Regions from separate parts of the Mus musculus genome. Here regions 1 and 3 are each linked to region 2. A link is a loop called in an ENCODE intact Hi-C map of the cell type or tissue named here. Cell type or tissue: left cerebral cortex. All regions are shown on one strand. Each heading gives the region's core, and the rest is flanking DNA. Links, peaks and the distances in the headings are about the cores only.

Region 1 (10,051 bases), core at 2,925-7,924, 1.5 Mb before region 2:
ACATACAAACAGGTGATGGAAATGAACAAAACCATACTAGACCTAAAAAGGGAAGTAGACACAATAAAGAAAACTCAAAGCGAGGCAACACTAGAGATAGAAACCCTAGGAAAGAAATCTGGAACCATAGATTTGAGCATCAGCAACAGAATACAAGAGATGGAAGAGAGAATCTCAGGTGCAGAAGATTCCATAGAGAACATCGGCACAACAATCAAAGAAAATGGAAAATGCAAAAAGATCCTAACTCAAAATATCCAGGAAATCCAGGACACAATAAGAAGACCAAACGTACGGATAATAGGAGTGGATGAGAATGAAGATTTTCAACTCAAAGGTCCAGCAAACATCTTCAACAAAATTATTGAAGAAAACTTCCCAAATCTAAAGAATGAGATGCATATGAACATACAAGAAGCCTACAGAACTCCAAATAGACTGGACCAGAAAAGAAATTCCTCCCGACACATAATAATCAGAACATCAAATGCACTAAATAAAGATAGAATACTAAAAGCAGTAAGGGAAAAAGGTCAAGTAACATATAAAGGCAAGCCTATCAGAATTACACCAGATTTTTCACCAGAGACTATGAAAGCCAGAAGAGCCTGGACAGATGTTATACAGACACTAAGAGAACACAAACTGCAGCCCAGGCTACTATACCCAGCCAAACTCTCAATTATCATAGAGGGAGAAACCAAAGTATTCCACGACAAAACCAAATTCACGCATTATCTCTCCACGAATCCAGCCCTTCAAAGGATAATAACAGAAAAAAACCAATACAAGAACGGGAACAACGCCCTAGAAAAAACAAGAAGGTAATCCCTCAACAAACCTAAAAGAAGACAGCCACAAGAACAGAATGACACCTTTAACAACTAAAATAACAGGAAGCAACAATTACTTTTCCTTAATATCTCTTAACATCAATGGTCTCAACTCGCCAATAAAAAGACATAGACTAACAAACTGGCTACACAAACAAGACCCAACATTTTGCTGCTTACAGGAAACTCATCTCAGAGAAAAAGATAGACACTACCTCAGAATGAAAGGCTGGAAAACAATTTTCCAAGCAAATGGTATGAAGAAACAAGCAGGAGTAGCCATCCTAATATCTGATAAGATTGACTTCCAACCCAAAGTCATCAAAAAAGACAAGGAGGGACACTTCATTCTCATCAAAGGTAAAATCCTCCAAGAGGAACTCTCAATTCTGAATATCTATGCTCCAAATACAAGAGCAGCCACATTCACTAAAGAAACTTTAGTAAAGCTCAAAGCACACATTGCGCCTCACACAATAATAGTGGGAGACTTCAACACACCACTTTCACCAATGGACAGATCATGGAAACAGAAACTAAACAGGGACACACTGAAACTAACAGAAGTGATGAAACAAATGGATCTGACAGATATCTACAGAACATTTTATCCTAAAACAAAAGGATATACCTTCTTCTCAGCACCTCATGGTACCTTCTCCAAAATTGACCACATAATAGGTCACAAATCAGGCCTCAACAGATTCAAAAATATTGAAATTGTCCCATGTATCCTATCAGATCACCATGCACTAAGGCTGATCTTCAATAACAAAATAAATAACAGAAAGCCAACATTCACATGGAAACTGAACAACACTCTTCTCAATGATACCTTGGTCAAGGAAGGAATAAAGAAAGAAATTAAAGACTTTTTAGAGTTTAATGAAAATGAAGCCACAACGTACCCAAACCTTTGGGACACAATGAAAGCATTTCTAAGAGGGAAACTCATAGCTATGAGTGCCTTCAAGAAAAAACGGGAGAGAGCACATACTAGCAGCTTGACAACACATCTAAAAGCTCTAGAAAAAAAGGAAGCAAATTCACCCAAGAGGAGTAGACGGCAGGAAATAATCAAACTCAGGGGTGAAATCAACCAAGTGGAAACAAGAAGAACTATTCAAAGAATTAACCAAACGAGGAGTTGGTTCTTTGAGAAAATCAACAAGATAGATAAACCCTTAGCTAGACTCACTAAAGGGCACAGGGACAAAATCCTAATTAACAAAATCAGAAATGAAAAGGGAGACATAACAACAGATCCTGAAGAAATCCAAAACACCATCAGATCCTTCTACAAAAGGCTATACTCAACAAAACTGGAAAACCTGGACGAAATGGACAAATTTCTGGACAGATACCAGGTACCAAAGTTGAATCAGGATCAAGTTGACCTTCTAAACAGTCCCATATCCCCTAAAGAAATAGAAGCAGTTATTAATAGTCTCCCAGCCAAAAAAAGCCCAGGACCAGACGGGTTTAGTGCAGAGTTCTATCAGACCTTCAAAGAAGATCTAACTCCAGTTCTGCACAAACTTTTTCACAAGATAGAAGTAGAAGGTATTCTACCCAACTCATTTTATGAAGCCACTATTACTCTGATACCTAAACCACAGAAAGATCCAACAAAGATAGAGAACTTCAGACCAATTTCTCTTATGAACATCGATGCAAAAATTCTTAATAAAATTCTCGCTAACCGAATCCAAGAACACATTAAAGCAATCATCCATCCTGACCAAGTAGGTTTTATTCCAGGGATGCAGGGATGGTTTAATATACGAAAATCCATCAATGTAATCCATTATATAAACAAACTCAAAGACAAAAACCACATGATCATCTCGTTAGATGCAGAAAAAGCATTTGACAAGATCCAACACCCATTCATGATAAAAGTTCTGGAAAGATCAGGAATTCAAGGCCAATACCTAAACATGATAAAAGCAATCTACAGCAAACCAGTAGCCAACATCAAAGTAAATGGAGAGAAGCTGGAAGCAATCCCACTAAAATCAGGGACTAGACAAGGCTGCCCACTTTCTCCCTACCTTTTCAACATAGTACTTGAAGTATTAGCCAGAGCAATTCGACAACAAAAGGAGATCAAGGGGATACAAATTGGAAAAGAGGAAGTCAAAATATCACTTTTTGCAGATGATATGATAGTATATATAAGTGACCCTAAAAATTCCAACAGAGAACTCCTAAACCTGATAAACAGCTTCGGTGAAGTAGCTGGATATAAAATTAACTCAAACAAGTCAATGGCCTTTCTCTACACAAAGAATAAACAGGCTGAGAAAGAAATTAGGGAAACAACACCCTTCTCAATAGCCACAAATAATATAAAATATCTCGGCGTGACTCTAACGAAGGAAGTGAAAGATCTATATGATAAAAACTTCAAGTCCCTGAAGAAAGAAATTAAAGAAGATCTCAGAAGATGGAAAGATCTCCCATGCTCATGGATTGGCAGGACCAACATTGTAAAAATGGCTATCTTGCCAAAAGCAATCTACAGATTCAATGCAATCCCCATTAAAATTCCAACTCAATTCTTCAACGAATTAGAAGGAGCAATTTGCAAATTCATCTGGAATAACAAAAAACCGAGGATAGCAAAAACTCTTCTCAAGGATAAAAGAACCTCTGGTGGAATCACCATGCCTGACCTAAAGCTTTACTACAGAGCAATTGTGATAAAAACTGCATGGTACTGGTATAGAGACAGACAAGTGGACCAATGGAATAGAATTGAAGACCCAGAAATGAACCCACACACCTATGGTCACTTGATCTTCGACAAGGGAGCCAAAACCATCCAGTGGAAGAAAGACAGCATTTTCAACAATTGGTGCTGGCACAACTGGTTGTTATCATGTAGAAGAATGCGAATCGATCCATACTTATCTCCTTGTACTAAGGTCAAATCTAAGTGGATCAAGGAACTTCACATAAAACCAGAGACACTGAAACTTATAGAGGAGAAAGTGGGGAAAAGCCTTGAAGATATGGGCACAGGGGAAAAATTCCTGAACAGAACAGCAATGGCTTGTGCTGTAAGATCGAGAATTGACAAATGGGACCTAATGAAACTCCAAAGTTTCTGCAAGGCAAAAGACACTGTCTATAAGACAAAAAGACCACCAACAGACTGGGAAAGGATCTTTACCTATCCTAAATCAGATAGGGGACTAATATCCAACATATATAAAGAACTCAAGAAGGTGGACCTCAGAAAATCAAATAACCCCCTTAAAAAATGGGGCTCAGAACTGAACAAAGAATTCTCACCTGAGGAATACCGAATGGCAGAGAAGCACCTGAAAAAATGTTCAACATCCTTAATCATCAGGGAAATGCAAATCAAAACAACCCTGAGATTCCACCTCACACCAGTGAGAATGGCTAAGATCAAAAATTCAGGTGACAGCAGATGCTGGCGAGGATGTGGAGAAAGAGGAACACTCCTCCATTGTTGGTGGGATTGCAGGCTTGTACAACCACTCTGGAAATCAGTCTGGCGGTTCCTCAGAAAATTGGACATAGTACTACCGGAGGATCCAGCAATACCTCTCCTGGGCATATATCCAGAAGAAGCCCCAACTGGTAAGAAAGACACATGCTCCACTATGTTCATAGCAGCCTTATTTATAATAGCCAGAAACTGGAAAGAACCCAGATGCCCCTCAACAGAGGAATGGATACAGAAAATGTGGTACATCTACACAATGGAGTACTACTCAGCTATTAAAAAGAATGAATTTATGAAATTCCTAGCCAAATGGATGGACCTGGAGAGCATCATCCTGAGTGAGGTAACACAATCACAAAGGAACTCACACAATATGTACTCACTGATAAGTGGATACTAGCCCAAAACCTAGGATACCCACGATATAAGATACAATTTCCTAAACACATGAAACTCAAGAAAAATGAAGACTGAAGTGTGGACACTATGCCCCTCCTTAGAAGTGGGAACAAAACACCCATGGAAGGAGTTACAGAAACAAAGTATGGAGCTGAGATGAAAGGATGGACCATGTAGAGACTGCCATATCCAGGGATCCACCCCATAATCAGCTTCCAAATGCTGACACCATTGCATACACTAGCAAGATTTTACTGAAAGGACCCAGATGTAGCTGTCTCTTGTGAGACTATGCCGGGGCCTAGCAAACACAGAAGTGGATGCTCACAGTCAGCTAATGGATGGATCACAGGGCTCCCAATGGAGGAGCTAGAGAAAGTACCCAAGGAGCTAAAGGGATCTTCAACCCTATAGGTGGAACAACATTATGAACTAACCAGTACCCCTGAGCTCTTGACTCTAGCTGCATTTGTATCAAAAGATGGCCTAGTCGGCCATCACTGGAAAGAGAGGCCCATTGGACACGCAGACTTTGTGTGCCCCGGTACAGGGGAACGCCAGGGCCAAAGGGGGGGAGTGGGTGGGTAGGGGAGTGGGGGTGGGTGGGTAAGGGGGACTTTTGGTATAGCATTGGAAATGTAAATGAGCTAAATACCTAATAAAAAAAAAAAAGTTCCATAAAAAAAAAAAATAAATAAAATCATCTTATTAGGCCAAAAAAAAAAAAAAAAAAAAAAAAAAGCAAAAAAAAAAAAAAAATAAAAAGACTTTCACTTTGTACAGGTGTTGCAATAATGCTTGACACTAGGGGGCGCCAAAACAACACAAAGTGGGCGCACAGACTGGTGATCCAACCAGTTACCCAACCAGAAGAGGCCAGAAAAGTGCTAGTGACTGGGGTGCTACAGGTCAGACTTTGGTTAGCTGAGTGTTTAAAGGCAACGAGCTGAGACTCATAGCTAACGAAGAAGGAATGATTTCCGTATCATCGTACAACTATTACACCGGAGTTTTGAAGTTTTATATTTAGTTAGACAGCGCGGTATTATGGGATTTCAGTGACAATGGGGTTATGGAGTCTCTTTCTTCATGAGTTTTGGTTTCGGTGTGTGAGAGTGTGTGTGTGTGTGTGTGTGTGTGTGTGTGTGTGTGTCTGCATGGCTTGGTGGTGGAATGAGATTCGACCACGAGTACTTTAAGCAGAGGGATAAACAGGAGCCACATGAAGGGGGGCGGGGCGCATTGAGGGGAGCGGATTAGGAGAAACGTTCTGGAAGGTGCCACTTTACACATCTTACAGGTAAAAGCAGGCCAACAATGACAGGAATTCTGGAAGAGCATTCCAGACACGCTCTGGAGTCAGAGGACTCTCAAAGAGGCTCTGAAAAAGCTGGAGCAGGTTGACCGCTTGCCCCTGGAGGAGGTCAGAGCCAGCAACAGAGGCCATTTCAGGCTAAAGGATGTAAAGGTGCAATCAGCCCCTTTTCTCCTAAACCTGGCTTTTCCTTGAGCGCCCACTACCAGCACACACACGTTTAACACACGTGTACCCATTTGTCTCCCTGATTAGAATACAAGGTCCAGGAAGACAGGGAATTTTGTGCTTGCTTCAGAACTTCCTGGTCTTAGCCCTTACAATTTTTCTAAGCACTAAACATTCTTTATAATTTGTTTACTGGAGCTTTAGGTCAGAAAGGAATTTGGAGGTGGAATGGACTGCCCTACGTGGCCATGGCTCAACCACACTGGACGCTTCCCTGCCCAGTCTTGGACATTCTTCTTTAGCTTACAGAAGTCTCTAGCAAAGCAATTTCAAGTCTCTCCACTTCTGGATCAACATCTGCCTCAGGGGTGGGAAGGGGTAGGGTGGACAGCCTCAACCAAGAGCCACAAGTTAACTGCTTAGTAAGTTGAGAAAGTGATTCATTGTTAGGTATGTAAAAATATCTCAGGCAGAACCCCACCTTTGGGGTCTTCTAGCATTGTAATTCCTTTGTTTTTTGTTTTGTTCTTTTTATTTAAAAAAAAAATTGTTTTGAGACAAGGTCTCATGTAGCCCAGGCTATGTAAATGTACCAGCTTGCCCTGTTTACGGTGTGCTGAGGATCAACCGCAGGGGATTGTACAGTGCTGGGCAAGCGCTCTACTGCACGGGCTACATCCTCGCTCTGTCCAGTCCTTTCTTCTCTGCTTTTGTGTGGCTTCCTTAGCCAAGGCGATCCTTGCGTTTTGCTTTGATCGTTTTGCTGGGAATGTTCAGAAGGGCGGGAGCCTGCGCTTTTGCCTCGGCTTTACCCACACTCTGCCTTGAGAACAAGGTGAGCATTGGCCATGTTCCGGATGTCTCACCCACCGCTGCAGTACCCGACCCCAACTAACTGCACCCTTTCTAAAAAACTGCCACACCCTGCTCTCTCGTCCACCAGCTGTCGCTTCAAACACGTTCAGCCCGTTTTAAAACACGAGTCCCAAACCCAAAGTGCCCAAAGCCCTTTTACAAGCCTGGCTCCTCTCTCCGAAGGATGCTTCGTTGATTCACATAGCTGAGCAGGTACTGTACCCTGGGAAGTTCAGTGAGATAGGCTGTTGATCTTGTGAGCTCAGAAAGACAGACAGAGAAAAGACATCCTTTATTAGTGGCAAAGAACCTCATGGTCAGAGACTGTACTTGGTAACCAGGACCTGCTCCAGGGCGTCGTCTATGTCCTAAAATGGGCCCTGTGACTCCATGCAGGGTTGGTGCACATACCCTGTCCTGAGTGTTCCACATATAAGGGAAGACGCATGAGCAGATACGAAGACGGTGGATGAAATCACACTGCCAGCTCCACGCATTCACGCCAGGTTTGGGGATACTCCGTTCATGTTTGAAACAGTTAAACATAAAGCAGGTTCTAACAAATGTCGTGGGTTTCAACTCTCAGAGGAGGCTAATGGACTTAGAATTTCAGGCTTAGGACAATGCTGTGAACAAGGATGTGTGGGACATTCTAATATTTAAGAGAAATGAACTCAATAAATTCCTAAGTTAAATTTGGACTCGTAAGAGCCTTGGATGAGATGTTCTGGAAGGCCTTGCTTGTTAGAATTCTGTGCTTGCTTGGTCAACCATTTATAACGCTAAAAATAAATTAAATATATTAAACCCTTTAATGCAGTTTAACATATTTAAGGGTGGTTGCCGAAGATAAAAATCAATGTAAGAAATTAATAGTGCTTCTATATTTCAGGAATGAGAATATGAAACAGGCCACACATAAATGCTGAATCTGTGAGAAAGGCTCACTAAGAGACAGAAAACGCAATTTTTATGAGCAATGAAAGAACAATTGTGTACCAATGAATAAATAAATAAATAAATTCAAAGATGAGATTGAACTTGTCATTCAGTCCACACTCAAAAGTCAAGTCCAGGCTGAGATGAGACTGACCACAGGACCACAGTATACATCATAATGATGAGATCGTTCATTCAGGAGAATGTCTCACACACACACACACACACACACACACACACGGCTGAAGGATTTCTGTAAAAGGAGAAGGATGGCTGTCTGTCTCAGCGTTTCCATTGCTGTGAAGAGACACCATGCCCGTGGCAACACTTAACTGGGGCAAGTTTACAGATTCGGAGGTTCTGTCCATTATCATCATGGCCAAAGCACGGCAGTTGGAGATGGAGCTGAGAGTTCTACATCGTGTTCCAAAGGGATCCAAGAGAAGACTGACTTCCAGGCAGCTAGTCCCGGGGCCAAGCATATTCAAAGCACCACAGTAACTTTAATTGTTAAATTTAATGTTGTGTAAGCAGAAACCTGTGGTTTATCAACAGATTACACATTGTGTGAATTTTCACATCGCAGAACCAAGGGATGGAGTCCAGTGCGGCATTTTCATTCATTGCCCTTTTTTGTTTTGCTTTCTTTTTTCCAGACAGGGTTTCTCTGTGTAGTCCTGGCTGTCCTGGAACTCACTTTGTAGACTAGGCTGTCCTCGAACTCAGAAATCCACCTGTCTCTGCCTCCCAAGTGCTGAGATTAAAGGCATGGTGGCCACCACGCCCCGCTTCCTTTCTCAGCCCCTCTCCTACTGCTTCCTCTCATCTGGCCGCACCAAACCTGCTGTTCGCCTTCCTCCTCTAAAAGCCCTCGTTTGTGCTTTCATATCACATGGGTTCCATTGCCCACCCCCATCATCTTTCCCCATTGGCCTCCCATAAGACCTCTTTCTTTTCTTTTCTCTATGAGACCTTTCTAAACTTATGGCTCCACGCACGCACGCACGCACGCACGCACGCACGCACGCACGCACACATGCACACTTCACCAACTTGTTGCGTTTGTCAGCTCCACTAGCCCACACTCACCATAGTGATCTCTCCTTTCAGCCACTTTTCTGTAAATGCTGTAGTTTCGCTTTCCTTTCCAGGAAAATGAAGTTTCATCGTGCATTTCTGCCACGTTTTCTCTACCGTCTCATCTGCTGATGGGTATCTGGGCTGCTTCCACTTCTTAGCGGCTGTGAACAGTATAGCAATAAAGATAAGCGTGCAAATGTCTCCACAGTGAGGTATAGAGACGTTAGGGTGTGTGCCTGGGAGGTGGGTCTCTGTTTAGTTGGTTGGGAACCTTCGCATTGACTCTCAGCGCCTGTACCGCCAGAGGTGTCTAAGGACTGCCTTCTCTCCACACCCTCACCAGCATTCGCAGTGGCTTGTTTCCGTAATGAGCATTTTGACTCGTGCGAGCCTTCTCACAACAGCTATCCCACAAGAGCTTTAATTTGCATTTCCCTGATGGCCAAGGATGTGATTATTAGCTGTTTGTGTTTCTTTCTTTGAGAACTATTATTTTCTTCATTAGCCCATTTAGTGATTAGATGGTTTGATTTTATTTTTTGTTTTGGTTTGGCGTTTAATTTTTCTGCAGTTCCTTATATAGACAGTAATCTCTTGTTGGATGCATAGCTGGCAGAATTTTCTCTATTCTACGCTGAACTTTCACTCTGATAAGCTTTTCCTTCACCATGCATAAACTTTTAATATTGTGTAACGCCATTTGTCAATTCTTGGGATTATTTCCCCTATTATTGAAATCTCTTTTAGAAAATCCTTATCTAATCCTTTGTCTTGACATATTATTCCTGTTTTTTGCCTTTAACTAATTTTTGTGCAGCATTGGATACATCAGTCTAGTTTTATTCTTTTACATAGTTTTTGAACTGCTGTTGAGCAGGCTGTCTTTGTCCTATGTATGTGCATTTGTATGCAAATATATTACGATGTATTTGTTTTGTATATATTTGTTGTGTGGTTTTTATATATTGACAAAAAATAGGT
Region 2 (10,051 bases), core at 3,319-8,318:
GTGTGTGTGTGTGTGTGTGTGTGTGTGTGTGTGTCTATGTGTGTGTCTCTTTGTTTCTCTTACAGGCAAACTCACACACATATGCTTGAATGCATGCACACACCCATGCACACACACTCCCCATCCCTAAAAGGGTCTGCATTAGTTAAATATCAACTCCCAGATGTCCAACAGAGGCCCAAATGTTAATTTCACTTAATCTGTATTCAGGATTTCAGCTAAGTAGCCTGCCACACAATTACACAGGGGGCCCTCTGGGTGGCACTCCCTACCCAGAAGCCAGTGGGTTCCTAGTGGTGATCTCAATGTGACATATCCACCATTTACCTCAAGATCAGAGGTGGCAAACATCTAAGGTGCATTGGAGTGACTATGCTAAGGGCACGATCTGCCCCATCACTGTGAAATGTGTGCACAGCTTCTGGAGTGAAGAGAAACCTCCTGATAATTTTGGAATCATGGCTTCTTCCTGTTCTGGTCCCCTGAACAAGTTCCCTGCAATAGTTGTCATGTCAGGAATTAAACATGAATATCTTACATATACTTTTTAAATTAAATCCCTAGTCCATAAAGAGACCAGAGTGGCTGTTTGCAGTGGAAGCTGAAGGGCTCAGTGTCTCATGAGCAGTCTGCCATATTTCTTTCACGATGACCTCTGCAGACAGAGGAGCCTCAAGGACATATGTGTTCCAACCGCTTGGATGATGTACTGATACACACTCCCCCTTTCCTTTCCACCTGCAGAAAGGTCATTCATGAAACAAGGACCCGGCCCACCCCGCTATGGAAATCAGTGAGGAGGCTCCTCAGGAAGCTGGGACTAGATCTACCTCAAGATCCAGCTACACCACCCTTGGGCACACACCCACAGGACTCTATATCCTACCACAGAGGCACTTGCTCAAGCTTGTTCACTGCTGCTCTGTCCATGAGAGCTAGAAACTAAAACCAGCCTAGATGTCAGCCAATGAAGAAATGCATAAAGAAAATGAAATAACACACATGAAATATTATTTAGCTGTTAAAAAGAAAATGGTGAAATTCCTAGGTAGGTGGATGGAAATAGAAGAAAAAAAAATCATCCTGAGTGAGGTAATCCAGACCCAAAAAGAAAAATATGGTATGCATGGTATATATTCTCTTATATGTGAATGTGAGCTCTTGAGTTTTTGAAAAGCAGGATACAGGGCTACAATCTATAGAGCCACAGAGGATAGGTGTAGAGGAAGGGACTAGTTGGGGAAGCAAGGATCTCCCTAGGAAGGAGAATGAGAATAGATAGCTGAGGATAGAGGGGACAGGGGATTAGAACAGGAGGATCAAATGGGTAGAAAGACTGCAGGAGGCCATGGGGATGGAAAACAAGCCATCCAGCAAGCCCTTACAGACACAGGACTGACAGACACAGGAAGCCTCTGAGACTGTGGCAGCATGCACAGGGCCTGTACTGGTCCAACCCAGATGGGGTTCCAGTGTTGAGAGAAGTGGACACAAGACCCCAACCTTATCCCAGAATCTATCTCCAATTGATAAATGCTCCCAAAGAAAACCATTACTTTTCTCTGATGGAGTCTCACTGGGTATCCAAACCACTCTTAAGGATAGCCCCCATGCTCAGCCAACTCAGTGACACTGTAGGAGATGTTTGTTTGTTGTTTGTCTGTTTGCTTTTTACCCTACAGAACCTTTGCTTACATATTACGGATTTCAGTTTTGTCTTTTTTCTATGCATTCTCTCTGTGTGCAAATACGTGTGTCCCTGTGTCTGCATGCATTTCTTGTGCTTTTTTTCTCTGCCTTTTCTCCCTATTTGTTTTGTCCTATTCTTGTTCGTTTGTTTTGTGTTCTTTTATTTGTTTGGATTCCTGTTTCTTTTCTAATGAGAAAGAGAGAAAGATTGTGAGTTTGGGTAGGTGGGGGGGTAGTTTAACAGGGTAGGGGAACCCATAATTGAATATATTGTATGAAAAAAATCTACTTTCAATAAATAAAGAAGCAAGACCACAGCTTAGGAGTTAGAGAAGAAGTCTTGGCTATCTGGGAGAATCCTATAGCAGGTGTTATCTCTTATCCTCAACTTTTCCATGAAGGAACTGAGAACTTTAATCCATTCCAATTAAATCTGTAAGAGGCTACTCCGTTGCAGCCAGTCTGACTCCAAAGCTGGGACCTTAGCCCCTGTGCTGTGCCCCTGCCCCATCCACTTGGTTGCTGGCTTGGTTGCTGGTACCTTCTGCTTCATCTCAGTCTGTGTTCTTACAAGTCCCTCTAAGTGGCTGCGATCCTGTGAGACGGCAGTGTCTTCCTGGTGCATCGAAGGCCCCCATGCAGACAGCCTGAGTCACCAAGGAATGAAAGGAGGATCCGCAGTGTACAAGAGAGTCCATGCCAGCCAGAGCACCAAAAGGCAGGTTTAGTCTGTGTATGCTTGAGTTTTGTGTGAGTTATGCATGAGTGCGTGAATGAGTGAGTGAGTGAGTGCATGCGTGCATTAATTTGGTAAGTTTCCAGCCTTAAATAGTACAGAAAAAAAAGGCAAAGAAAGAAAGAAAGGAGAGAGGGAGGGAGGGAGGGAGGGAGGGAGGGAGGGAGGGAGGGAGGGAGGGAGGGAGGGAGGGAGACCGATTGTTTCTCTCCATTTACACACATGTGTCCTATGCTGGTAGAGACCAGAAGAGGGTGTGGAATCCCCTGAAACTGGAGTTACATGCTGCAAGCTACCATGTGGGTGCTGGGAAGCCGGCCTGAGTCCTCTGCAGGAGCAGCAAGTACTCTTAACTGCTGAGCAATCTCCTCAGTTCCCAGATTCTTTTTTTATGGAAAATATTCCAGATTTTAAATGCAGCTAACTAAATTGAAAAAAAAATTGTAAACCTTATGTAGGTCAAGCAAAACACTCCACCATCTGTGTTTCTGTCCTTGGAATTTAAAACAAGCACTGGGCATAGATGCTCACTCAACAAGCATTAGATACCTCCCTAACAACTGAACGGCAATCTCACTTGTTTGATCTGACATGTTAGAATTCTCTGTTCTACCTTTTGCTCCTATCCTGCTAGAGGCTAATCTAAGTCTGGGATAACTAAAGCTCCCTGAAAGGGAAGCAGGGATTGAACAAGCCAAGGTTATTAGAAACGGAAGAGCTTTTTAACACCCGACTCTTTAGAGCCTGAGGTAAGGGAGGTCAAGACCCTCTCCAGGGCTGCTTTGCTTTGTCTACGGTTGGCCAAGGAAGAGGTCCACAGCATACATGTGCATCTTCCCTGTCCTACTCTGGGGCGATACATAACTGCACACTGGCACTTCACTTGGAAAGTCTTGTTTTCCACCTTTAACAAGATGGATAGATGAGGGTCTATCCTATCTGTAACATCTTTTGGTAGAAACATAAAGAACTCTCACCCCTAACTGAAGGCTATGGGTACTTGACAGCTCTAAGCAGGGAGAGCCACTTTTCTTTGCAAAAGTGTCTCCAGTCGGTTGACCATGCTGCAGAGGATGGCCCTGTACCATATAGGCAGCACAAAGTGGACACCATGATTTATTTACAAAACAAACACAAAGAGAATACAAAGTGGGCAGGGTACCGGAAGTCCAGGGTGCAGGATGGACCTAGAAGGAATTACAGGGAGGCATGTGGATGAGTGTGTTCAAAACACATTTTATGAAACTCTCAGAGAAGTAATAAGATATTTTTTAAAGCTTGTGACTAATCTTACAGTCTATTATAATCTAGTTAGTAGAGATCCCATCCCTGGATGGCCAGTACAGGAATAGACCCGTCTACAAGCTACCCAAGGCCGACCAGGCTCCAGCCTGCCAGGTATTTAGGCACTGCCAGGTCAGTGTTATGGCAGAAAGGCAGAGATGAACTGAGTCTGCTGAGTGAGAGAATGACTGAAGCGTGGTAGCAAAGCAACACCCAGAATCTTAGAACTCACTGGGAAGGAAAGAGCTAAGCTGTTACAGGAACAGAGCAGAGAGCAGCACTCAATGGAACTTCCCCCTGAGAAGGGGGGTTTAATGAGCAAACGCAGTTTATTCCTTTGACTTGGAGATTTTTTTTTTCATTCCCCAGGTGAAAGAGAGGAGCCATTTTTTAAAAAGGAGAACTGAAAAGGAAGATATCTAAGCTAGTCGTCCTTATATGACAAAGTGTACAACAGGAAGGATCGATAGGACAATTGACTGCAGCCGCTCTATGACAATTGAGTCTAACAGACTCTCCTTCCAGACTTCACCTGACAGCATTATGCAGCAGCTCAGAATGCTTCCAGACAGATCCCACCCCCCTCCCCCTGGTGTTCTAAAAATACTCGGGTGGGGGAATCTATATGTGCATTGGTCTATAATTATAAGCTACATAGATTAATCTGTTGGAAGAAAGTCACCCTGCCACTCTGAAATGGTTAACTCTTTGATAACCTGTCAAGGTCCAACTGAACCAAATCTTTTATTCGGTGTCAGTGTTTGTGCTATGGCAGTTGTGGGCTTCTTGGCTCTCTTCCTGTTGCTATGATAGCTCTGCATTGGAGATAGCCATAGACACCCTGACCTGGTGACCCAGTGACCCCCCCACAACCATGCTTTGAATACAACTACAATGGCTCCCAGCAGAAAGATGAAACCAAACTACTGAGAAAATTCCCTTTTAGACCTGGGACCCTTCAGTTAGCAGAGCATGGGAAGGGGAGGGTGGAGTAGCAGAATTAATGGCTCAACTGCTCCCTGCCTGCCTGTCCCCTCCTGTTTACCCAGGTGGGCAATGATGCTGTGGAATTAGAACCATAGACGCCAAATCAAAATCTCTGTGCTACAGTTGAAGGCTCGAACAATTCTTTGACTGTCTTAAAACCAGACAGACGATCTCCAGAGAGCTAAGCTGTCCTTCTCTCTGCTGATATAAACTCTGTCTGGTTTGGGGTTTAGCCTCAAGAAAATGCCTTAAATTCCACCTGATGTCTTTGAAGTGTCAAGGTGGCCAGTGACATGGGTTTCCTATGGTCCTCAAGATGTTCTGTTTTACAGACCTCTGGTTTCTGGGAGATAAGCTATGTCCCCTCAGTTCGTAGCTTTGCAACTAATCATGAACACAAAGAACAGAAATTACGTGGGTCTGGGGACTCTGCCTGAAGCGTACAAAGAAACGCGCAGTTGCGGCTTCGCAGCCTGGCTTTGGGAGCAGTTCTGTGACACAGAATGACACCCCTGAAATGTGGAATGTCTTTCCACATTTCAGTCTTAAGTTACATAACCATTTTGTACCTGTCTTTTCCTCTGCAAAATGGGGTGACTACAATGTCTGCCTAGAATCTTCCCTGAAGCTGACGAGTTAATCCATTTCGTTCATGAGAGGGGTGGAGACGTAGCATGCATTACACCGAGAGAGAGCTGGATGGGGAGAAACGTTTTCGAGCTTCCTGGCCTGGCTTCAATGCCATTCTTACCCAGAAGAGCAAATCTTCAAACGCCCCAAACCCATGCACTCTACAGCTCTCTGCTGCCCCCTGCTGACACGTTACTAATACTGTCGTAGAGAGGTGGCTCTTTTACCGGAAGGAAAAGTTAGACCTGCTTTTCAGCAACTGTCTATTGCATCTATAGCCGGCTCTTCTACAAGCCCGAGCTTCTGCGCCTTCGTCTGTGCTCCTCCTTGCCCTCTCATTTTCCTCTCTCTGCCCACATCTCCCATCCAAGCCAGGCCCACTTCAAACGCCCCGGAAATCGTGTAGTCTGCCTATCTGCCCCCGTCAGAGACAAGCCATAATCTCCAGAGCACATCACATCATTCATTGTCCACTCTTCTCTGCGCTGTAATTGGTTCTGAACTTACCTTACTGCCGCTTACATACTATGTCACATCTATGACTTAGTCACCTGCTTCCCCAGCTGTACCCGACCGCATAACCCATTCATAAAGACTGGTCTCGCATGCTTGCCCAGTCAGTGCTGCCTCACTAACTACCATGCTCCTCCCCACAGCCCAGGGCCTCACCTTCCAGATTATTACCCATCTTACTACACCCACCTCACTGGACTCCCAGACCCAGCTGCAAGCTGTTCCTGCAGCAATAGATATACTTTTGGTAAACAAACTAAAACAAAAAGGACCTCCACCCTCCCCGGCTTCCCACCTTTTTCCCTGCTGAAGCTATTCTGACAATGTAACATCGTTTGCTACTGTAGCTCAAGTCCTGGGGGTATTTTCATATTCTCAGTTCTTTAGCCACACTGGTCTTTCAGTTCCTACAAGGTGCCACATCCTATCAGGGCATAGAGATTCTTCTACATCGCTATTTCTTCCATCCTCTCCTCTTCCTCGTGCCCTCTCCCCAGTCACTGCAAAGCCACTCCCCAGTACCTCAGGCATCACGGCCTCAAAAGCCTTTCTAGATTATCTACGCAAGCTCCCCAAAATATCTGTCTGTCTTTATAACCAACCCATTGTGCTTTTAAACCCCTACTTTAGTTCATTCATTAAGACTTGCCATCCCTTAGGGACTGTATGCTCCATACACACATATATATGAAGCCACGTTAAACAGAATCCTGTCAAAGTGTCTAAATGCATATTAAATCTAAATCCCTATGTTGATTCCACTTTTATAATTCAGAGTTTAGACATTCAGTTATAGATGAGAGGAAGACAAACAGGTCCCTGAAGCAAATTCAGCAAGGAATCCGAGTGCTACTTCTGGCCCTTACCCTCAGTGCTCATGTCTGGAGTGGGCATCCAGATGTAGGACAAGCCTTCTTCCTTATACAGCTTCATCATGGTGTCTGGAGTCATGGGTTCAGGGTAGCGGTTGCAGCCTGAAGAATTCTGGATGATATCCCATTCAGTCTGGAAATTCATGACAGCTGTAACTCCCAGTTCATGCTTCAGTTTGATGGTCACATGTTCCAGTTGGCGAGGGCAGCTACCCAGCCAGATATTTGGTAGAATTCTAGAAAGAACATACGGGGTCAACCATTACTAAGGTTCTAACTTGAGTTCTCAGCATCTGCATACAACATATGCTATTGAAGTACAATTCATCTTCCAATCTGATAAGGCTGGATTTTTTTTAAGTATATAAGAAATAATACTAGTTTTTAAAACTACTTGTTTTACTGCTTCAGGAAAACTTATTATGATATCAACAAGCACAACAGGAAGTGGACATAGAAACTAAATCTAGGAACATATGAAAATAAACTCAACATGTTGTATGTGCTCTATGAATGTTACACAAAATCTATCAATTCACAATTTGCTAAACACATGAAACTCAAGAAGAATGAAGACTGAAGTGTGGACACTATGCCCCTCCTTAGAATTGGGAACAAAACACCCTTGGAAGGAGTTACAGAGTCAAAGTTTGGAGCTGAGATGAAAGGATGGACCATGTAGAGACTGCCATATCCAGGGATCCACCCCATAATCAGCATCCAAATGCTGACACCATTGCATACACTAGCAAGATTTTATTGAAAGGACCCAGATGTAGCTGTCTCTTGTGAGACTATGCCGGGGCCTAGCAAACACAGAAGTGGATGCTCACAGTCAGCTAATGGATGGATCACAGGGCTCCCAATGGAGGAGCTAGAGAAAGTACCCAAGGAGCTAAAGGGATCTGCAACCCTATAGGTGGAACAACATTATGAAATAACCAGTACCCCTGAGCTCTTGACTCTAGCTGCATATATATCAAAAGATGGCCTAGTCAGCCATCATTGGAAAGAGAGGCCCATTGGACTTGCAAACTTTATATGCCCCAGTACAGGGGAACGCCAGGGCCAAAAAGGGGGAGTGGGTGGGTAGGGGAGTGGCGGTGGGTGGGTATGGGGGACTTTTGGTATAGCATTGGAAATGTAAATGAGCTAAATACCTAATAAAAAATGGAAAAAAGAAAATAAAACAGATAAACAAAAAAAAAGAAGTGAATCTAAGCTTTAAAAAAAAAATCTATCAATTCATTCTAAACACATTAAATGTGAAACCACCTACAATCATCTCAAATTTCAAAATTAAAAAAAAATACTAAAATACAGCCATCATTCTTTATCACTACATAAAATTCTTCCAGCAGTATAAGGCCTGTAAAACAAGCTAAACTTGGGAAACAGAAAACTTCTGTTAAATAAACTCAAAACCAAGTTTAAGTCCATTAGCCCCAAACATTTTTCTATATGTTGATCAAAGGTCACTTAAAGGGCTCTCCATTTAGTTCACCAGTTTTCTTTAAAACTATCAGTAAGAGATAGATAGATAGATAGATAGATAGATAGATAGATAGATAGATAGATAGATAGATAGATTGATAGATAGGAAAGAGAGAGAGAATATTGCCATTGAATTTCAGATTTCCAACCATTTCCCAGGTGACCTTGCTTATTCAAATTATACATCTTGAGAAACACTTCCCTAGAGACTCAACTACACAAGTTATGTGATGTATTTAAGTCATTCAGATTAAGATTAAGGAGGGAGAAACACAAGTAGAGTTTTCTTTGTATTTGCAGCATACAAGGAGAAAAGTAATGAAAAGAAAATGATTCTTGTGTAAAAATTCTAAGACAATGAGAAATATTTTTAACCTAAAAGATTAATAAAAGTTTACTGGAAGACAGAAAACAAGCAAACAAACAAACAAACAAACAAACAAACAGAGCTTGTCATAGCCGTTAATTGAAAACTCTATTGTCATATATGGAAATATTACCAAAAGTGTAAATATTTTACAAACCAGTATGCATAATAAATTTATTATATTTTCTCATATTCGCAGAATCTTATTCACATAGTAACTTACTCCATACTTATGCATGCTCTCCAGAACCAAGGACTAGACACTATACCTCAAATGTCCTGAATCAGTTCATATAGGACTTAACTGCGATACACATCACTGCGATTCACCAGTAACTCCAGGTACTCCCTTTAAGCATGGAGAACCAAATGCCCTCTGCTTCAAATTCAGATGTGTCCTGTGCAGCTTGCTTTTGTGGCTAAACAAGCTGAAGCACCAAGTATCACTCCCACTGGGTATACTTGAAACTGCAAGCCTGGTTCTCCATGCTCTCCCTCCCTGCTGCAGTGACCGTGAATGGGCTCACGACACCATCTAGAACACCAGTTACAGTCTCAAGGACCGCTGCCCTAGAGAGCGAAGGGCATGTTACCTTAGTGGTGCGCCTGACTTGTTCTGCTAAGACAACACCTAAGTCACAGATGGTTTGAACTCTGTAACATGCAAGACAGAAACTGAGCAGAGAGTTGCATTTGCGGCAAGGTTCTTCATGTTGACTTTACAGCAGGGGTGGTCTGCTGGGCCAGTCAGTTTTGGCAATATTAATGAGATATTCTGGGTTGTTACACTGGCAAGTTAAGACCTGTAGTGTTGCTCAGTATCTACAAGAAGAGAGGACAGGACCCACAACAAAGAACTGTCTCGTCCAAAATGTCAGTAACACACGTGTGGGGGAAAAAAAAACAAAACCCTTGGCTTTTAAGAATAAAAGTAGCATTGGACTCCTTCCCCTTTAAACAGAAGAAAGTCACCGGGGATGTTGAAGCTCATAGTTCATGCTGTTCTGACAATAGTATGGTAGCTCACATCATAGTTTAAAACACACACATATGTGGTGGAAGAGATGGCCCAGTGGTTAAGAGCACTTACTGCTCTTGCAGGGGACCCAGGTTCAGTTCTCAGCATCCATCTGAAAGCTAGCAAGAGTCTGTAACTCCAGCTCCAGGGTATCTGATGCCCTCTTGGGCATCACACAAAAGGTGCACAGACATACATGCAAACAAACAAACAAACAAATATATATATATGTTCTTAATTTATGTATTTATATATGTATATATATATATATATATATTAAGAACAAATAGATTTTATTGTACATATAAATAAAAGAAGTATCTACAGCAGAATAGAAGTTCTATATTAGATATTTGAAAAACACTCTAATGTTTTTAGCTATAACAGAAATCATGCTACATATAGTCAGAAAGGCATATGGTATTTGGTAAGAGTCATATGACTATAAGCCAAGTCATTAA
Region 3 (10,051 bases), core at 1,680-6,679, 390 kb before region 2:
GTCCGAGCTATTGTTCCAGATGGTGGAAGTGAATTCCGTTGAGAGCACAACATAGACTCCCTAAGTGGGAAGCAATTTTGCACACTGAAGTATTCAAGACCAACACACCATATGCCTCTTCTTCCTGGGTCCTAGCAAAGCTTTATGTTTCCCTTGCTGGCTGAAGAATTGATTATTTACAGGACTGAGGCATGAGTTAAAAGTGCCAGAGCAGAGAACACTCTTCTCTGGTAAGCAGGGTAAGGCTCAGGGCTGGGTTGAGTGGCAGATACTCGTATTGATTAATGACCTATTTGGAGCAGCTGCCTGCCTATACGCCTATCTCTTCCCTGACACATATCAGACTTTCTTTAAAGTGATCTTAGCTGTCTCTCTGGGAGGGGATGGACTTATTGTAGCTACCTCCTCATCGATCCAATTCTCAGTCACTTCAGTAATTTCGTTCTAAACTGGTCTGCTCTCTGTGCTACTCCAAACTGCAGGGTGGGGGGTGGGAGTGGGGCAGTCGACTCACCAGGAATGTGTTCATTCATATCTGTCCCCTGCTTCCAGTGCACACTTGTGAATGAGTTTGCGAGACGGAGGGTAGTTGGTTTTCTCAATATACCCCTCATCCTGCGGATATTTTGTTGGAGAAAGTTACTTAGTGTTTGCTAACTATGAACTAAAAGATGTGTCCCAATGCAGTGCCTCTGTAAAGTTTTAGCATGGGTTAAAGAAAGGTATAATTTATCATCCATTAATCATCAGTTAGGCAGGACTTTATCTGAGACCTTGATTATATGGTACCTGGCTCTAGGACTGCCTGCTTTATCTGGCAACCCACTTGTGAGATGAAAGCCCCTAAAAGCAGCCCAGAGTCACATTCTGGAGTCCAGAGCAGGCTTCTGACTGGCAGAAGGTCCCTGTCTGTTTCTGATGTGCAAAGATGGAACTTAGCCTTTCACAAGCCTCTCTCTTTGCCTCATTTCTTGACATGCCTGCATGCACACACACAGATGAGAAGGACAATGCGAGGGCATAATGTCTAAAACAACCAATAACAAGTGTCTTCAATATAAGAAAGTAATTTATATAGCATTTCAAATCAATAGATTCTAATTATATTTTTACTAATTTTCTGTGCACATGCCTTCTCTGGAAAATTGAGCTAAATGAAATAAAACAATGATTTATGAAAGTACAGAGTCTGGAAGTTTCCAAATCCATCTTTGGAGAATATAAGGAGCCTTACATATGTAGGAGAAACTCTTGTGAGTCACTGTGGCGTTTCTTTCCTGACATTAATGATGAAGAACTGACGTGTCCAGCAAAATTTGTGGTTAAATCATAAAATTCTTTGTAATATATCAGGGAACATCCCATTTTTCTTTCCGTAATCCATTAACCTTACTTGTTCTAAGGGATTTATATTCAGAGTAATCTATTTAATAGTTGGAAAGAAGAGACAGGATAATAGACAGGATTTCCTTCTGATGACCAAAATAAACTCAAATCAGAAATAATTGTATATGATGAAAATGTTTTCTATAAAAACATTCTCAAACTCTAGGTTAGCATAGCTGCAGCGTCTAGAAAGAAATTCTTTTTCTTCAGCTAACTACCTCCTCCTGTCCATCTGGGTGGCTTAGGTAATAGTCAAGAAAACCAACATCAAAAACTGCTTCAAATGATTTTCCTAGTAGCTAGGTAACATCATCTTTATCTCTTAATGCAGAACACTGTTGAATGGTCGGATGTGTGCAAATTACTTTTTACACAAGACACTATATGATAAGTGGAGTTACTAGAGGCTTAAGAGTCTAAAGAACAGCTGGCCATCCCAGCTTCAGGCAAGTGTCTGTCTCAATTACTTTAATCTTGCTGTGACTACTATATGACACAAATCATTTAGATGGTAAAGGGGGGGTATTTTGGCTCACTGTTTCAGAAAGATTTCAGTGGGAACACGTAGCAGAGAGAACTTATATCTTAGTAGATCTGGAAGCAGAAAACATGAAAACCAGGAATAGTTATAGTCCCTAGAGTCTTTTAGTAGTGTCCTGCGGGCATCGAGGCCTAACCTCTTCAAGATGCTACAGCTCTTTAAATAGAGCCACAAGCTGTGGATAACACATTCAAAAATATAAGCCTATAGGAGACATTTCAGATTTAAAATGACAGTTAGACCCTCCCTAATGTTACCAGATACCAGTGTCTAGAACTCAGAGATACCATTGATGTCTAGAGTGTAGATGGTGATGGTGAATGGTTTCTGGCTAATGAGTACAGCAGTTGTTTCAAATGTTACACAGACACACGACATGCATAGAATCAGTAGATGAGGTATGTCTATATATAGCACACAAAGTGAGAGTTCAAACTGTTGAGATCAACCAATTATGCTTCTTCGGTTTTCTCAATGGAAATGATGAAGCACAAATAAGATAAATATAGCCTACATGGTGACTTTCATGTACAGAAGCTAGGCATGGGGCAAGCCATCTGAAAGCCACCTTCCCCCATGGTGGTAAATGCTCTCCTTCCAAGGGCTTTTTTCCTCAGCCACCTTCCTCGTTCACTTCAGGATCACTAAGAGATGCAGATACATCCAGTTTTCAATCTCTGCTTCATTTTAATGCCTTCACTGCTGTGGCAAGGTGTGTGAGTGTTGTCAAAATCAAGATGTCATAACTCAATGTCTTACAACAAGTACTACCTGGTGTCTGCTTACTATTGCTTCTTGTTTCTATGGCAATGGTGTTGTTAACTGCTTATATGACCTGCCCCGCTTCTTTGCTATTTTAGTCAAGGTACATTTCAGTCTATATTTCTCACTTGCTAATCAGAGTCATATTGAACTTTTTGATCATTCAGAGGGCACGTAACAGCTGATGTTTCTGTGAGCAGGCAAGAAGAGGTCTGAGGGTCTAGAGGATTCAGGCTTCACTCGGACTTTTCAGTTCAGGTTCTATCTCTCTATGTCCCTGTTTTCTTTTCTGTGTATCTTTAATGGCAAATTCAAATTTTTGTAACGAGAATACTATACTTATTCATAAAGGAATAATATTATTTAAAGGTATATAAAACTCATTTCCACATTGCAGTATCTAGAATGAAGAAGAAACTTAGATGTTGTCTGTATGTCTCATGGCCACTGGTCTAGAGAAGTTCCCGAACTTGGGAGAGAGAGAAAGCAGAAGTGGTAGATTGGAAAATCCAGGATAAGCTTTGGGCTGAGTCAGGGCAGGATGTGACTGGACCACATTGGAGCAAACAGTTGATGACTGCTTCAGGAAGTTCACAGTCCCTTGCTTTTGCTCTCCCAGACCCAGAAGCTCTTCCTCCCATCTTTCATTTTTCATTTCTCTCTTTCTTTTCACCTCTATGGTTTCCTGGTGAATTTCAAGCAAGAATCTCTTTACAGTCTATCTTGACTTTACATTTCCCATCCTATTAAAACCTTTTTATAATGTACAAGATTCCCAATAGATTATCGTCATTTTCAGTCAGAATCTCTTTCTTCCATTAGAGCAGACCCTATCCCCTTATCAGTTCCAGCCTCAGATTCAGTTCTATTATTGTTGCAAAGAGGATGATGACAGCTCAGATCTGAATACATACCATGTGACCCCTGTTCCCCTATCAAGAATGTTAACACTTTGTTTCCCCATGATTTGAGTATAGCCTGGCCTTATGACTTGATTTTTGGCAATAGAATATAGCAGACCCTTCATCACAAAATCTCTCATTCTTTGGCCTCTCAGAAACCACCATACCAAGAAGCCTAGAGAAGCCCCACTGCTCAGAGAGATGATAATTGACAGAGACACGAAAAGGGCCACTATCCCACTGCCAGGTGATGGCATCGGATGACTGCTCCTTCAGAGATGGTGAGTCACGCAAGCATGAGCAAGTAAGAGCAGCTATTTTAGGCAACTATGCTTGAGGTGGTGTGTTAATGCCATGAGCCAAAACTGAGGCAAGATCTCCGGTTGCGTGTGACTTTCGAATGTTCTTGTTTGTTGGTATAGCTGTGAATTCACCAACAGGCAGGTGGCAGTCACAATTAAGGGAGAAAATAGCATCTGAGTGGGTAGAACCCCTGGGCCTGCCCCTGCTGAAGCAATTCCTCCACAGAAATAGCAACATAATTGGCAGCAGCAGTTTTCCTGTGGAAGACAGAATTTTTTTTTTCACTTACGAAACAAATATATTTAGCGGCAGTCCCAAATTTATTCCTGTCTATAATTGGTAATTAATATTAAGATTAGTGTTCAAATTCCTCTTCCATTCTAGGTTTGCTTCTGTGGAACTTGGGTATCACAGGGATTAAATTGCCCACACTTCAGGTCTGCAAAGTCCAAATGTGCCACCTTGAGGTAGAAGAAAACGGAGCCGACTACTAGCACCAGATTTACAAATGAGTCAGGAGGCACAGCAGGAGCGTGGTCAGACTAAATGACCTGTAAGTCTAGAACCAAGCAGTGGGATGTGAAGTTCTTATTGAACCAGCCAGAGCAAAGTCAAGATGCACGGAGTCAAAGCTATGAAGGTTAAAACTCTCAGCTCTTTCAGTGAACAGGAAGGGAGGTGGTGTTGCTGAGCTGAGAGCACATACGCTGGCTGAAGTGAGAAGTTATCGCCCTGCTTACTCTGTGAGTTTTCGGGAGGGAATGAAAGGCTAGCTTCCCTAGGACCCTCAATCTTTCAAGAGAGGCTGAAATGTTTACTGTTAAACTAAATAATTGAGTTTCTAATGTTACCTGATAATTCAAAGAGAATAGTCTTGGGAGGGTTTCACACATGCCTGAATCAGACTAGTTTGTCACTTTGAGAAATACTGTCAAATGAGACTCACTGGATTGACAGCTGGTAGAGCCACCACAGGTACCAGTTGCCAGCTAGAGCCACAGTGCTGGGCCTGGCTTGACTAGGAAGCTGTTAACTTGCGTCTGCTACTGTGTTGTTTGCTTTTCTGTCTCTATAATCACAAGATCCAGAAAACAATGTAATATGAGAAGGACTTGATTTAACTCATAGTTTCAAAATTTTAGTTCACATGTAACTCCACTGATTCCGAGCTAGAGCAGATCACCATGGTAGTGCCATACTAGCTACAGTATATAGTAGGGTAACTTACCCGCCTGACAGAGGCAAGAAGTAGCAAGAGGAGAAGGAGAAAGAGGAGGAGGAGGCAGATGATAAAGAGGAGGAGGAAGGAGAAAGGGAAAGGGAAGAGAAAGAAGAAGGGGCAGGAGGAGGAGAGAAAGAGAAAGAGAGAGAAGGAAGGAGGAGGGCGAGGGAGAGAGAGAGAAAGAAAGGAGGGGGCAAGAGAGGACAGAAGGACAGGAAAGGCCAAGGAACAAAACCTCCCAAGGACTCAAACCCTCATTGTCTGATTTTTTTTTTCCAGCTAGATCTCCACTTCTAAAGTTTGGAGATCCTTCCAAGATAATACCACTGTCTGGGAATCAAGTGTTCATCACATGAGCCTGAGAGGACATTAGTAGTCAAACCACAATGGCTTATTAGGAAAGGTTCTCAAAGGTGCAGAGCCTGAGATGGGGTAGCTGAGGCTAGGACTAGGACTCTGGGGATTGTCCTGGAGTCAGTGACTATTTCCCAACAAGTGTATTATCATCTCAAAATCCTAACAAGTTGTGGAGCTTAGTATAAATAAGATGATTATCAGCCCCAATTTTATTGAAAGCAAAGAGATTATTGCACACTGTTGATGTTGTCTAACATAGCAGCTCTCACTGCTGTTCTTGGATGGACCCTCTAGTGCTCAGCAATTGTCTCCAGGGCAACTACTTATGTTTTCTATGTCTCAGATTGCAAGGAGGTGAGGAGGAAGTAAGAGCAAAGGTGAAATTTTACAAGCCATTGATTTAATTTAAACACACAAAAAAGTTTCTAATAAAAACCCAGATCCTTCGCTTTCTAATGTATAGCCGGTCCAGCATGTGTGTGCACGGGCTTATTTCTATACAAGGTATATGTGTAGCTCAATCATATATTAACTGAACACTCACTCCGCAGCTAGCACCTTGCTGGTTACTACTGTCAATGACACAGAATAAAAACTGAGATCCTGAAGATGCAAATCCACATAGAAACCTTGCTGAATGGGGGACTTTTGGTATAGCATTGGAAATGTAAATGAGTTAAATACCTAATAAAAAATGGAAAAAAAAATATAAAAAAAAAAAAAAAAAAAGAAACCTTGCTGAAGAGAAAGCCGAAGCCAAGGCTGAAAAGCAGAGTGCTATGCTGAAGAGCAGGGACAGGTAAGCTGAAACATTAGAACTGTGTGCCACTGACGATAGCTGAACCTAATCCATTCCCATTCCGTCAAACGCAGGCAGGAACATTCCTGAAGCCAACTCACTGAAAAGCAGAATAAGTCAGGGACGTCTGTCTCTGATAAACCTGTCTCCTTTGGGGATGTGGTCTTCTTTACCTAGTTCTTACTGAGTTCAGCTCATGCCTGAGGACATTGTTAGCCTTGAAGTGCCTTCAGGTAAAGGTTCCTCCATTCTCTTTCACCCCCATACTCTGTCTACCACAGAGCGCAACAAAGATTGAGGGCAGAGCTCCTCATTTTTAAGCATCTTTTCCCTCCTGTTTCTTTACACAAAGGAGATGGCAGAGCAGCAGTGTGAAGCTGTAAGTTCATGTCTCTGGGCTCACTCTGCTTCCTGGCTCCTCAGCAGCAAGGAGCACTGAGCAAGGAGCACTGAGCAAGGAGCACTGAGCAAGGAGCACTGAGCAAGGAGCACCAAGCAGAGACACCCAGGATGGGGAAGATCAAAATCTTCAGTGGCAGTTCTCGTCAGGGCTATCCCTGAAAGTTGGCTGATCTCCTGGACCTGGACAAGGCAAGATCACAGTGACTGAGAACATCCCCCAACACGGGAGACCTCTGTGGAAACTGGTAAACAGTCAGTTGGGGAAGAAATCTAAACTTTTGAGAGTGACTGGAGCAAAGTCAGTGTTAATCCGTTGGAGCTTTCAGGTCTGACTGATGCCTGCAAGATTGCTTCAGTGTCAGTTACTACAATGGTGCTACTTCCCCTAAGCCTGATAAAACAGGAGGGTTAGAGGAACCCTCCAATTGCAGCCAAGCGGTTGCAGATATGCTGTCTCCATTTGTTGCACCGTGTCTGTTGTGCGCCATGAGGAAAGGGAGACAATACACCAGTGGACTCCTGAATCAACACGATCTTTTATATTCCCACTATATAAGCAGAGTCACAGATCCATCAGGGCTACCAGACAAGGACTCCAGAGCCATGTTTCTTCTGGGAGCTGATACATTGTTTACAAGCATAAAACCTTCAAAAATAAAAATAAAAATAAACAGACAAGTTATAGTTATAATTTTTACCAATCAGAACATAGGGATTAGAGACTTTCCCAAGTGTTAAGTGAGATTGAATGTAAGTATTTTTGCCCAACCAACCCAAATTCCCCAGCCCCCCCACCCCCCCACTGTGGTTTGGAACAGGCATTGCATTTTGGGTAACTATTGTTGTTTCGAGAGGGTGTTGGTAACAGGTCAGCTTAGGTATAATGGAATCTGAAGTCAAAATGGCAGTGCTTAAGACAAGTTCCTTTCATCTGCTCCCAACATAGTTGGGAGAAATCTTATTACCACCACACATCTATCTGCTCCTTAAGTTCAGAGACTTTTTGACATCCTACTGGATAATTTGCAGGCAGTTGTCCTGAGGGAGATTAGGTACAATATCACCGAATCCAACATGTTAGCATTGTTTCAGTTGCTGGTGGTAGAGTCAGAACCGACCTTAAGTGCAGTCCAGGTAAACGAATGTTGCCCTGCTTCACAAGATATGGAAGGTCATAATGAAGCACTGCTTCAAAAAACTGCTCAACACACCCCTCATCTTTGCAGAGCCATTATGAGAATTTACACTGGGAAGTCTCTGACCTACCTGTCCAGTCATGGCCTTTTATTGTCAAATAATTTCTGAGGATTTTAAGAATAAAATCAATCCCACTCCTTGTAACAAGGAAAAGAAAGGCAAAGAGAGCAAATCCGTGATATTAAAACTTCTAAGCTGGCTGGAGAGGTGGCTAATGGTAAAGAACACTGAACCCAAGACAACCTGGGTCCACTTCCCAGCATCCACATAGCAGATCATAACTGAATGAAAAAAAAGGAAGGGAAGGGAAGGGAAGGGAAGGGAAGGGAAGGGAAGGGAAGGGAAGGGAAGGGAAGGGAAGGGAAGGGAAGGGAAGGGAAGGGAAGGGAAGGGAAGGGAAGGGAAGGGAAGGGAAGGACGTCTCTTACAAATGGTGCAAGAGAAAGTTCATAATACATATGTGGAAGAGCATAGCCAGAGGTGGAGACATCTAAGAGAGTCCAGAATGGACATGATCCTGAGCTCTGTAAGGAGGGATAGGGCCTGGGAGAGGGAAGAGAGGGGAACCAGGTGCAGCAGCCAGGAGGCCCAAAAGAGATTAGAGGAAAAGACAAGGTAACCGAAATGATTGGGTTATATAAGGAAGGGCAGTTCAGCTCCTGGGCTAGAGAGTACAGGATAGGGGATGGAGCTAGGCCAGTCAGGAGGGCCCTGTGATAGTTACAGACTGAGGGATGCAAAGAGAACCTGCAGGCCAAGTCTGCTTTGATTGTTAAGTAGGTACCACAACCATTATTCCCAGGGTTAAAACTTAACTAACAGTAACCATGTATAACTCAACATTCCTTTCTGGCCTCTGTGGGCAACAGGGATGCACACATGCACAAACGTGCATTCAAGCAACAACTATGTATATAAATAAATATGTCATATATTATAATACATAATATAATATTATAATTCAATTAGTTATTGACATATGACATATGACACATATACATGATACATTATATGTGATATAATAAATATATAATATATAAATGTAATTTTTAATTTAAAAAACTTTAGACTACCGTATTGTCTTTTCTTATTGCTCTCAGTAGAGATGTGAGAGGTCCATTCATAAAGTATTTAAAAAATTCCTGCTTCTGTCTCCCCATTACAAAGCCTGTTCTTAGTCTACCATTTCAAAAGGTAGGTAGAGAACTTAGCTGATAGTCCTTCCCAGTAATCTTGAGGTCTCTTCAGCAGCACGGTCTTTTTTTCATTATCATATGCACACACACTGTGTATCTGCTGTAGATTTCCCTGCCCTGAACTATGAATTTCTGGAGTTCAGAGTGAGTTCTTAACCCCAATTCTTCCATTTCTTCCATCCATTTATTTATTTATTTATTTATTTATTTATTTATTTATTTATTTATTTTTCATACTGATCCATCAACAAACTTTCAAACACTGGAACACATAGTTGGCTATAGACACTTTTGATTTCTCTGAGATTATAAAATATTTGGGCAACAACGGTGACAACAACAACAATGGCATCAGCAATGACAACATAAGCTTTCTCTCTTCCTAGTACCCAAGTCCTCTCCCCATCCCCTCCTCCCCTTCTCTTTTGACACCCTCTGTGTGTCAACCCCTCTCCCCACAAATCAAGTCACTGTGGGACTAGGTATACCCTCTCCCACTGAAGCCAGACAAGGTTGTTCATTTAGGTGTGCTAGATCCATAGACAGGCAGGCAGGCAGGCAGGCAGGCAACAGGTTTAGTGTCAGTCCCAGCTCCAGTTGTTTGGAGGGCCTGCATGAAGACCAAGGTGCTCATCTGTTCCATATGTCCAGGTGTCTAGGCCAGCCCATGCTCACTTTTTGGTTGTTGATTCAGTCTCTTGGAGCCCCCAAGGGTCCAGGTTAGTTGACTCTGTTGGTCTTCCTGTAGAGTCCTCTTCCTCTTTGGATACCTCAACCTTCCTCCCAACTCTTCCATAAGACCTTCCAAGGTCCATCTAGTTTTTGGGTGTGAGTCTCTGCATCTCTTTCCTTTGGCTGCTGGGTGGAGCCTGCTATATTCTACTCTTAGGCGTATACCCAAAAAATGTTCCACTATCCCACAAGGACCCTTGTTCATAGCAGTCTTACTAATAATAGCTAGAAACTGGAAACAACATAGATGCC

The links. A loop is a pair of places that touch in the nucleus more often than their neighbours do. Peaks named below come from ENCODE experiments on the same cell type or tissue, not always from the same donor. Only the 100,000 strongest peaks of a DNase experiment are listed, where the experiment ranks them.
Region 1: a loop joins it to region 2, with 4 times the contacts of the local background. A loop is called at or near these places in 2 of 42 quality-filtered maps.
Region 3: it touches region 2 in a loop (4-fold over the local background); 3 of 42 quality-filtered maps call a loop at or near these places.

Annotation. Positions count from the first base shown.
Region 1 is chr10:12,992,784-13,002,834 of GRCm38, reverse strand. No RefSeq gene overlaps it. Among named protein-coding and RNA genes, the nearest start is that of Sf3b5, 11 kb to the left of the region's middle. In left cerebral cortex, for the core only: a CTCF peak has its summit at 5,529 (motif pointing right); a DNase peak (open chromatin) is centred at 5,536.
Region 2 is chr10:11,445,538-11,455,588 of GRCm38, reverse strand. Epm2a (epilepsy, progressive myoclonic epilepsy, type 2 gene alpha) reads right to left here. Exons shown (of 4, transcript NM_010146.2): 3 at 6,706-6,947. Among named protein-coding and RNA genes, the nearest start is that of Epm2a, 110 kb to the right of the region's middle. In left cerebral cortex, for the core only: a CTCF peak has its summit at 5,507 (motif pointing left); DNase peaks (open chromatin) are centred at 3,851, 4,250, 4,654, 5,471 and 1 more place; H3K4me3 peaks cover 372 bases; H3K27ac peaks cover 597 bases.
Region 3 is chr10:11,835,627-11,845,677 of GRCm38, reverse strand. No RefSeq gene overlaps it. Among named protein-coding and RNA genes, the nearest start is that of Gm22546, 190 kb to the right of the region's middle. In left cerebral cortex, for the core only: a CTCF peak has its summit at 4,342 (motif pointing left); DNase peaks (open chromatin) are centred at 4,010 and 4,367.